2 separate regions of the Homo sapiens genome follow, and region 1 is linked to region 2. A link is a contact called in ENCODE Hi-C or POLR2A ChIA-PET data. All regions are on one chromosome and are shown on one strand. Each heading gives the region's core, a stretch centred on a gene start or an enhancer-like site at or near the end of the contact. The rest is flanking DNA. Distances are from core to core; before and after follow the strand shown. Region 1 holds the start of LINC01555 (long intergenic non-protein coding RNA 1555). Region 2 has its middle 33 kb from the start of DNASE2B.

The links. A loop is a pair of places that touch in the nucleus more often than their neighbours do. ChIA-PET counts read pairs that join two places held with the same protein, here RNA polymerase II (POLR2A). Pooled maps may share reads with other maps.
Region 1: a map of PC-9 shows a loop between it and region 2 (4-fold over the local background). The contact joins the promoter of LINC01555 here to the enhancer-like site in region 2. A Hi-C loop is called at or near these places in 1 of 168 maps with a recorded cell type or tissue (PC-9) and 1 of 50 pooled maps. POLR2A ChIA-PET finds 5 or more read pairs at or near these places in 1 of 52 experiments (activated CD4-positive, alpha-beta T cell).

What each region holds. Positions count from the first base shown.
Region 1 is chr1:84,633,586-84,637,297 of GRCh38, forward strand. It overlaps LINC01555 (long intergenic non-protein coding RNA 1555), which reads right to left and starts at 1,435. Exons shown (of 3, transcript NR_027379.1): 1 at 1,347-1,435. It overlaps LOC124904206 (a long non-coding RNA gene), which reads left to right. Exons shown (of 5, transcript XR_007066196.1): 4 at 1,689-1,863; 5 at 3,489-3,574.
Region 2 is chr1:84,364,050-84,367,715 of GRCh38, forward strand. It overlaps the pseudogene UOX. Among named protein-coding and RNA genes, the nearest start is that of DNASE2B, 33 kb to the right of the region's middle. RefSeq lists an enhancer at 1,110-2,309. Within about 2 kb of position 1,747, at least 6 of the 41 ENCODE cell types and tissues checked have a DNase peak (open chromatin) inside an H3K27ac peak, as active enhancers do; they include PC-9, where a contact is called at or near this core.

The DNA.
Region 1 (3,712 bases), core at 185-2,684, 270 kb after region 2:
TTCTTTATAACATTTGAACTTCCTTGGAATTCTCTCCTTCCTAAGGGTGGCTTTTTTTTTTTTTTTTTTGAGACAGGGTCTTGCTCTGTCACCCAGGCTGGAGTGCAGCGGTGCTATCACCACTGCACTGCAGCGTCAACCTGACCTCCTGGGCTCAAGTGATCCCCGCTTCAGCCTTCTGAGTAACTGGGACTACAAGCACACCACCATGCCTAGTTAATTTTTGTATTTTTTATAGAGGGAGGGTTTCACTATGTTGCCCAGGCTTGTCTCAAACTCCTGGGCTCAAGCAATCCACCTGCCTCCGCCTCCCAAAGTGCTGGGATTACAGACAAGAACCACCATGCCTGGCCTTGATATCTTCTTGATATTGACTCTCAACTCTCTGTCTCTTCACTCCATAAAAGAGCCTTTTCTTCCATATTTGCCTTTTCTTTTTTCTTTTTCTTTTCTCTTTTTTCTTTCTGAAGTAGAGACAGGGTCTCACTCTGTTGGCCAGGCTGGAGTGCAGTGGTGTGATCATAGCTCACTGCTGCCTTGAACTCCTGGGCTCAAGCAAACTTTCTGCCTCAGTTTCCCAAGTAGCTGGGACTATATGCATGTGCCACCATACCTGCACATTTGATTTTTGAATGCCAGTGATACCCAAGTCTCTACCTTCTGCTTCTCATTCTACCATCTGTCTCTTTTTTGTGACCTCATGTATGCCCCTAGCTTCAACAGCCACTTATGTATTGGCTCTCAGATCTCAATATCTATCCCAGACCTCTCTGTTGAGCTCCAAACTTATATATCCAATTGCCAACAGTAGGCATTCACATGGGTAGGCACTGCATACCTACCTGAGGAACCCTAATAAAAACCCAAGTTCATCCACACGAACTTGAATGGCTCAGAGACCCTTAAATTCAATATGTCCAGAACAATTCATTATCCCTGTGTCAGGGGTCCCTAAGATCACCCTTAAGCTTGATGAACTCACATGAACTAGAAAGACTCACAGGACTCAGAAAAGCTGTTATACTTATGGTCATGATTTATTACCGCAAAAGGTTACAGATTAAAATCAGCAAAGGGGCAGGCACCTGAGCAAAGTCTTGGAAAAAGCAAGCACAAACTTCCAGGTATCCTCTCCCAGTGGAGTCACAGCAATATGTGACAATACATGTGAAGTGTTGCCACAGAAGTTCACCCAAGACTTGGTGCTCAGGATTTTTATTGTTTTTATTGGGGGTCATCAGGTAGGTATGCAGTGCCTACCCAGGTGACTGATCTCAGCTACTCAGACTCCAGCCCACAGGCAAAAAAGGCATTCACCATAAATCACATTGTTAGGATAAACTTACCTAGTCACACCGGTACAGCATGGCCCGAGGCCTCAGGCATGCAAAATCACTCTTAGCAGGCAGAATGTGTAAGACTCAGAGGTCATTTTCCAGTCCTGAAGACAGACCTTTGCTGGGTTAACACACAGGCAACCCAGGTCTGCTGACTAGACTATTTCCTGCTCAATCCCCTAAAGCTGTTCTTCTGTAAGCCCTTTCATCCACCGCTATCTGAGCCAGAGATTGTTTTACTTAACACCGACATCCAATCAGAGTCTACCTGTAGGAACATGCATTCCTCTCAATCACTTCTTGCTTGGATTACTGCAACCTGGTATCATCTCCACTTTGCTTTCTTTTCAGCAGTTCTCCATATGGAATTAGAATTGTGATAAATGCTATGACAGAAGGATATGCAGTTAAAGCATTTGTAATAAATGCTTTAATAGAGGTATACTCACAATGCTATGACAAGGAGAGAGAGGGAACACTCTGGGTCACAGTTGTGCTTGACCAAGCACATCACTAAGCCTTCAGGGTAAGTTCAAAACTTCTTGAATCTGAGACCCTTTTAACCTGGCTCCTCTCTACCCCTCCCACTGTTCTCCCACACCACTTTGTTCTTACAAAGCTATTTGTAATTTCCCTGGAGGTCATTTGGTTTCATACCTCTGATCTTGTATGTTCTGTTCCCTCTTCAATACTTAACTCAAGCATCCTCTCTGACCTCCTATTCCGCAGGCTAAACATGCTTCTCCCCCTCTTCCCTGCCTCAGAGCCCTCCAAAACCTTTATTGGAGCACTTACTCAGGTGCCTTAAGTGGCCCATTGGCTTGTTTGCCGCAGTAGTTTGTTAGTTTCTGAGGGCAATGGCCAAGTCACCTTCCATGTTAGAATCCCAGCACCTAGCATAGCAATCCTAATAAGTACTCAATAAACATTTGCTGAATGAATAAAAGGGAGAAAGTTCAATTCTGAGAGCAGAGTTGTGACTGCCTCCCCACAGAGTCAGAAAAAGCTTTATAGATGTAAGAACCATTTAAGTTGATATTGAAGGAAAATAAAATTTCATCAATTTTTTATTTGCACATAACCAAAATTGTATTGAAAAACACCAAAATAGGAGATCACTGCTGCATACCTTACAAAATCAAACACACTTACTTATCTTGGTAGATGAACCAGAATTACTGAACTTATGATAAGCCTTTCTGGGACATAACAAATTCAGGATGTTGTGTGGATCATTAGTGTTGCTTTCTTTTAAATGAACACTCTTCTGTGAGCTTGGTGTTTCATCCTGTAGGCTGGCACAACACTGTTGAAGAACCTACACAAAGATCCACTGTCTGAGTGTAACTGCCAAATGGGTTCATTTTGCCCACTGCCTATATAGAACCAATTTATCAAGACAGAGGCACTGCAACACAGAAAGAGTTTAATTCACACAGAGGCAGCTGAACAGGATACTGGAGTCTTATTTTTACTCAAATCAGCATCCCTGAAAATTTGGAGGCTAGGGTTTTTCAAGGATGGTTTGGCAGGCAAGGGAATGGGTGCTGCTGATTGGTTGGGGGTGCAATCAGAGGGGTGTGCAGAATTTGCTTCTTGGTGGGGCCACAGGACTGGTTGGCAGGTCCAAGTGGAGCCATGGTAGTCAGAAATACAAAAGCCTGAAAAGACATCTCAGAAGACCAATCTTAGGTTCTACAATAGTGATGTTATCTGCAGGAGTAATTGGGGGAAGTTGCAAATCTTGTGACCTCCAGAATAATGGCTTGTAATTGTTTAGGTCTACCCCTTAGCAGAGTTCGTGCTCCTCTCATCCACCTAGCCTGGTGGTCTTTCATTTGCTTTACAAAGGTGGTTTAGTTTTGGGGAAGGGCTGTTATCATTTAAACTATAAATTTCTCCCAAAGTTAGCTTGGCCCAAGCCCAGGAATGACTAAGGCAGTCCGGAGGTTCAAGGCAAGATGGGAGTTGGTTAGATCAGATAGATCCCTTTCACTGTCATTGTTTTTTAATTGTTATGATTTTTGCAAAGATGGTTTCATGGGCATGGCTGAAAAACATGGTAATCTTGTGGCAACTAGGACATGTTATATCCACAAAGTAAGAATTTGAACTTTTCACTGGCCATTTCTTTTCTTTTCCTTTTCCAAGGATGGATGCAGTAAATCTCTAGCCAAAGGCCATGTTGATCATTTCTCAAGCTCAGTCCGTCCAGACCTGTCGGGCAACACCCCTAGTCAGCGGCATGCAATCAGGCACTTGCAAGTTCATCAGATTCAGTAGAAAATATGCTACAAAATGATTCCTGGTGTTCACATGTCCTCTTCACCATGTGTTAGCTATGTGGCGCTGGGCAAGTTTACCTTTCTTTGCAT
Region 2 (3,666 bases), core at 497-2,996:
TTACATTCAACACACACGTATATTGAAATTTCTGTGTCAGGCCAAATACTACCATAGCACTTTACAAGCATTAACCCATTTAATCCTCAAAAGACCTATAAGGTAGGTTCTCTTTTCACCTCCATTTTACAGATGAAGAAACTTGTCTTATATTTACTGAGAGGTGGAGCCAGGATTTAAATGAGTGTGCAATTAACCACTATACCATGCAACCTTAAGTAGCAGTATCATAAAGGTGAATGAAGCCGTATTAACAAATAATACTAAGGGCTCATATGAAAGCAATTCTTAAAAATGGAGATTTGATTTTATTTTTTAAATGAAGATTTTTTAAAATGGAAAAGGTTACCCAGAATGTTAACGTGGACAAGTTTTCATCATGGGTTTCTAAAGCTGTAATTTGTGAAGCTTTATTACATGTATACAATGGTAGTGTTAGTCAATTGATATAATCAGCCCTCAAATCTGTAAACATCTTTAAATCATCAACTATATTTGTTTCTCTGGCTATAAAAGGAATAATTGTTCATATTTGGAAGATTCAGAAAAGTACATGGTGAAAAATGAAAATCACTCATAATCTCATCATCCAGAAATTGTCATTGCTGATATTTTCACATCTATACTCTCTAGTCTTCTTTCTAAATGTACATCCACCCATCTGTATATTGGCTTAACATTTATTAAATGTGACGTTTTGTGCACATAAGGGATGCATTATTCAAAGAAAATTTCTACTCTTTTTCAGTACCCTCATATGTACTAAATATTCTCTAAGGATTGAAAAAGTTTAAAATCAAACATTAAGATCACAGAAGTACTATCAGAGTGGAAATAAATAATCAATGATACATATGCTAGAGCATTCTTAAAATCAAATATTCAGTCAAATGAAGTAACAATGGTGATATTTTTCAATATAATTTTATTTCATTTTCTGCATTACTTAGAAGCATCAGTAGGATGAAAACAATATTTGTTTCTTAAACCTGTGCACAAATTAATTGATGTGACACACTCATTAATTCATGATTATTTTCTTAATGAATTGATTCTAAAGCTTCTCCAAGATAGGAAGGCATAAGATAACCAAAAAGAAATATTGATTTATAACTGTTCTAATACTGCTCAGCATTTTTAAAGTAAATTATAGCCATAAAGCCTGTTATAATTACTAATAAGGTAATCCACAGAATGCCTTGCTGAGCTAGGTGTAGAAGAAATAAACTGTTTCATATTGGAGGAAAGTGAACACTATAAATCAATATACTAGTGTGAAATTTTGCATGGCTACATGCTATCATCTCCAGCATCACAAATGACTTAAGGAATTCCTCAGCTGAGAGTGGACTCCTATTGGTGGCCACAATGTCACAGTCTTGAAGACAACTTCCTCTTGACTGTACCAGTAATTTTTCCATATGGATTGTCTAATGGCAGCAAGACCTGTAGAAAAACCACATGGTAATTTAAAGGACATTAAAATAGCCCTCTCCTCCTTTCTATGACTCAATATTAAAAACAAAAACAACAACTTACTAAACAGGAAAATGTGTATGTCCTCCACTAAAGTTACTTCAAGCATGGTAATGCCTTATTATTCTGGCAATAGTTGAGAGATGAGTCAATTTCCTAGAAAATTTAAAAGCTTTTGAAAAATGTTAATCATTGAGATATAAATGTTTCTAAGATGCATTCCATATCCCTGCTTTGTAAATGCAGTGTATTGAACACAATTGACCTTTCCTTGGTGACTCACCTCATCCATGAGTCATTGTCCAATGCTGTAAGATCACCATGGCCTCAGAAGTGTCTGAGGTCTGCAGGGCTGTTCACTCAATTCTAAATGGCTCCAGATAGCGGTGCTTTTAGAGTTCTTCCACCCTCCCACCCTGTCATTTGTCACTTCTCTGCTAGTGTTAATGTGTCCAACTTCCTGTTTCTCATGTGTTATGTTCACTTTGTACACATCTGCTGGGTGAGAGTCCAAGAGTGGCTCCAGACATCCTCAAAGTACAGACGCAAGGACAGCTTGTTCAGCCACTCAGGTGCCTTTATGTAGAGCCCTGACCCAAAGGAACTTAGGCCTTCCTGACTCCAAGTCCCCAGCTGGGCTCCATGAGGGAGCTGCAAGTCTGACTTCCTAGAGGGAAGAACCCTGTGGGCGCAGCCCCCCAGCATGCTGGGATTAGTGCAGACCTGAGGTGTCGGGGGCCCTCAGGAGCCCTCCTCTCTCTGCCTGGGGTCCTGAGCTAAGCACTGCTTGAGCCATGACACCTGATCCTTTTTTCTATGTAGGGTCCATTTGTTTTGCCTCTGGTGGACTTGGCCAGGATTACTTTCAGGTCGCTCTCCTGCCCGTTAGAAGGCTTTAAAAAGGCTTCAGATTCTAATTAATGGCATTCTGGTAGCCATGTCCTTTCCTTCCTCTAAAGTAAATACTGCTGCCTCTCCTTGTGGCTGGATGTACAGCATGTGGGACCAAGGTAAGGGCAGCTCTGCTTCCCAGAGAACTGGAACTGAATCCCTGGAGGTTTTCAGAATCTAGATCACCTTTGCCAGGCACCTAAGCATGACCTTTGTTTCCAGATGCGACTCCCGAGCCTCCACCTGCAGCTGATGGTGGTCAAAGCCTGCTAGAGGCCACTCACATTACTTGCAAAACAGAAAGGAGGTACCTGGCCCGAAGGATTGTGAGGCTTCTGGGCCATCAGGTGCAGAATGTGGGACCTTTAACCCCTTCATTATCCCTTATCCGCCAAAGGATATGAGTCTATGGGAGCAGAGCCATGCTAATAGATGGCTCCTTCCCTATCTTACTCCCCAACACATACTAAAAGAAGTTACTCGAAACAATGTTTTCTAGTTAATAGGAATGTGTGGGGAGCTGGAGCAAATTGAGAAATCTTATTTTGAATGTGGTCCAAGAGGGAAGAATGGTTCTGATCTCCCAAGAACTGACCACACCAACCCACCAGTCAGTACTTCAGGCTGTCTAGTCAGACACACTGAGTGGTTTAACATTCTGCCATGGCTTAAAAAAAAAAAACAAAAAAACAAAAAAACAGGAGAAGTGTTTCTCCAAGACAAAGGGTTGTTTTCAAAAAATTAATTTCCACATCTTACCTCTGTAATTGCAATTAGAAACATAAATACTCTTCCATGTTTTCCTGTGTGTATTTTATGCCACTGAATTGACTAGTTAATCAAAAGGTAGGAATGATGGAAGAAAGTGAAAATAGAATCTTTTTTTCTCCTCATTGCCTCATGATGGAAGAATAATGAAGCTGTGTCCTTGCATGGCACTTTCAGAGAAGCAGATCTCAAAGCTGTTTCCTTGGGCACACTCTGTTCCTTCTCTGTCTTTCTCTCTTGGACTTCCAACCTTCTATAATCACTCATCCACTTCGAAGGCACTCCAACCTCAGGCATTGAAAGGCCCAGAATTGAAGAGGGCTGTAATCACTGGCAACTATAAATATTCCCCAAAGCAACAGTTGCTTAAGAGTTTTATTCAGTGACATTATCATCCCAGGCTCATAAAGGGGCAAAAGGGGGTGGGACAGAGATGTGCTTTAAATATATTTAAAGTTCTCTTACCTCTTACCTCTTCCTTGTTGATCAGACCCATTTTGGACATGTCTATGTTGAAGTAGTGAATGTTTG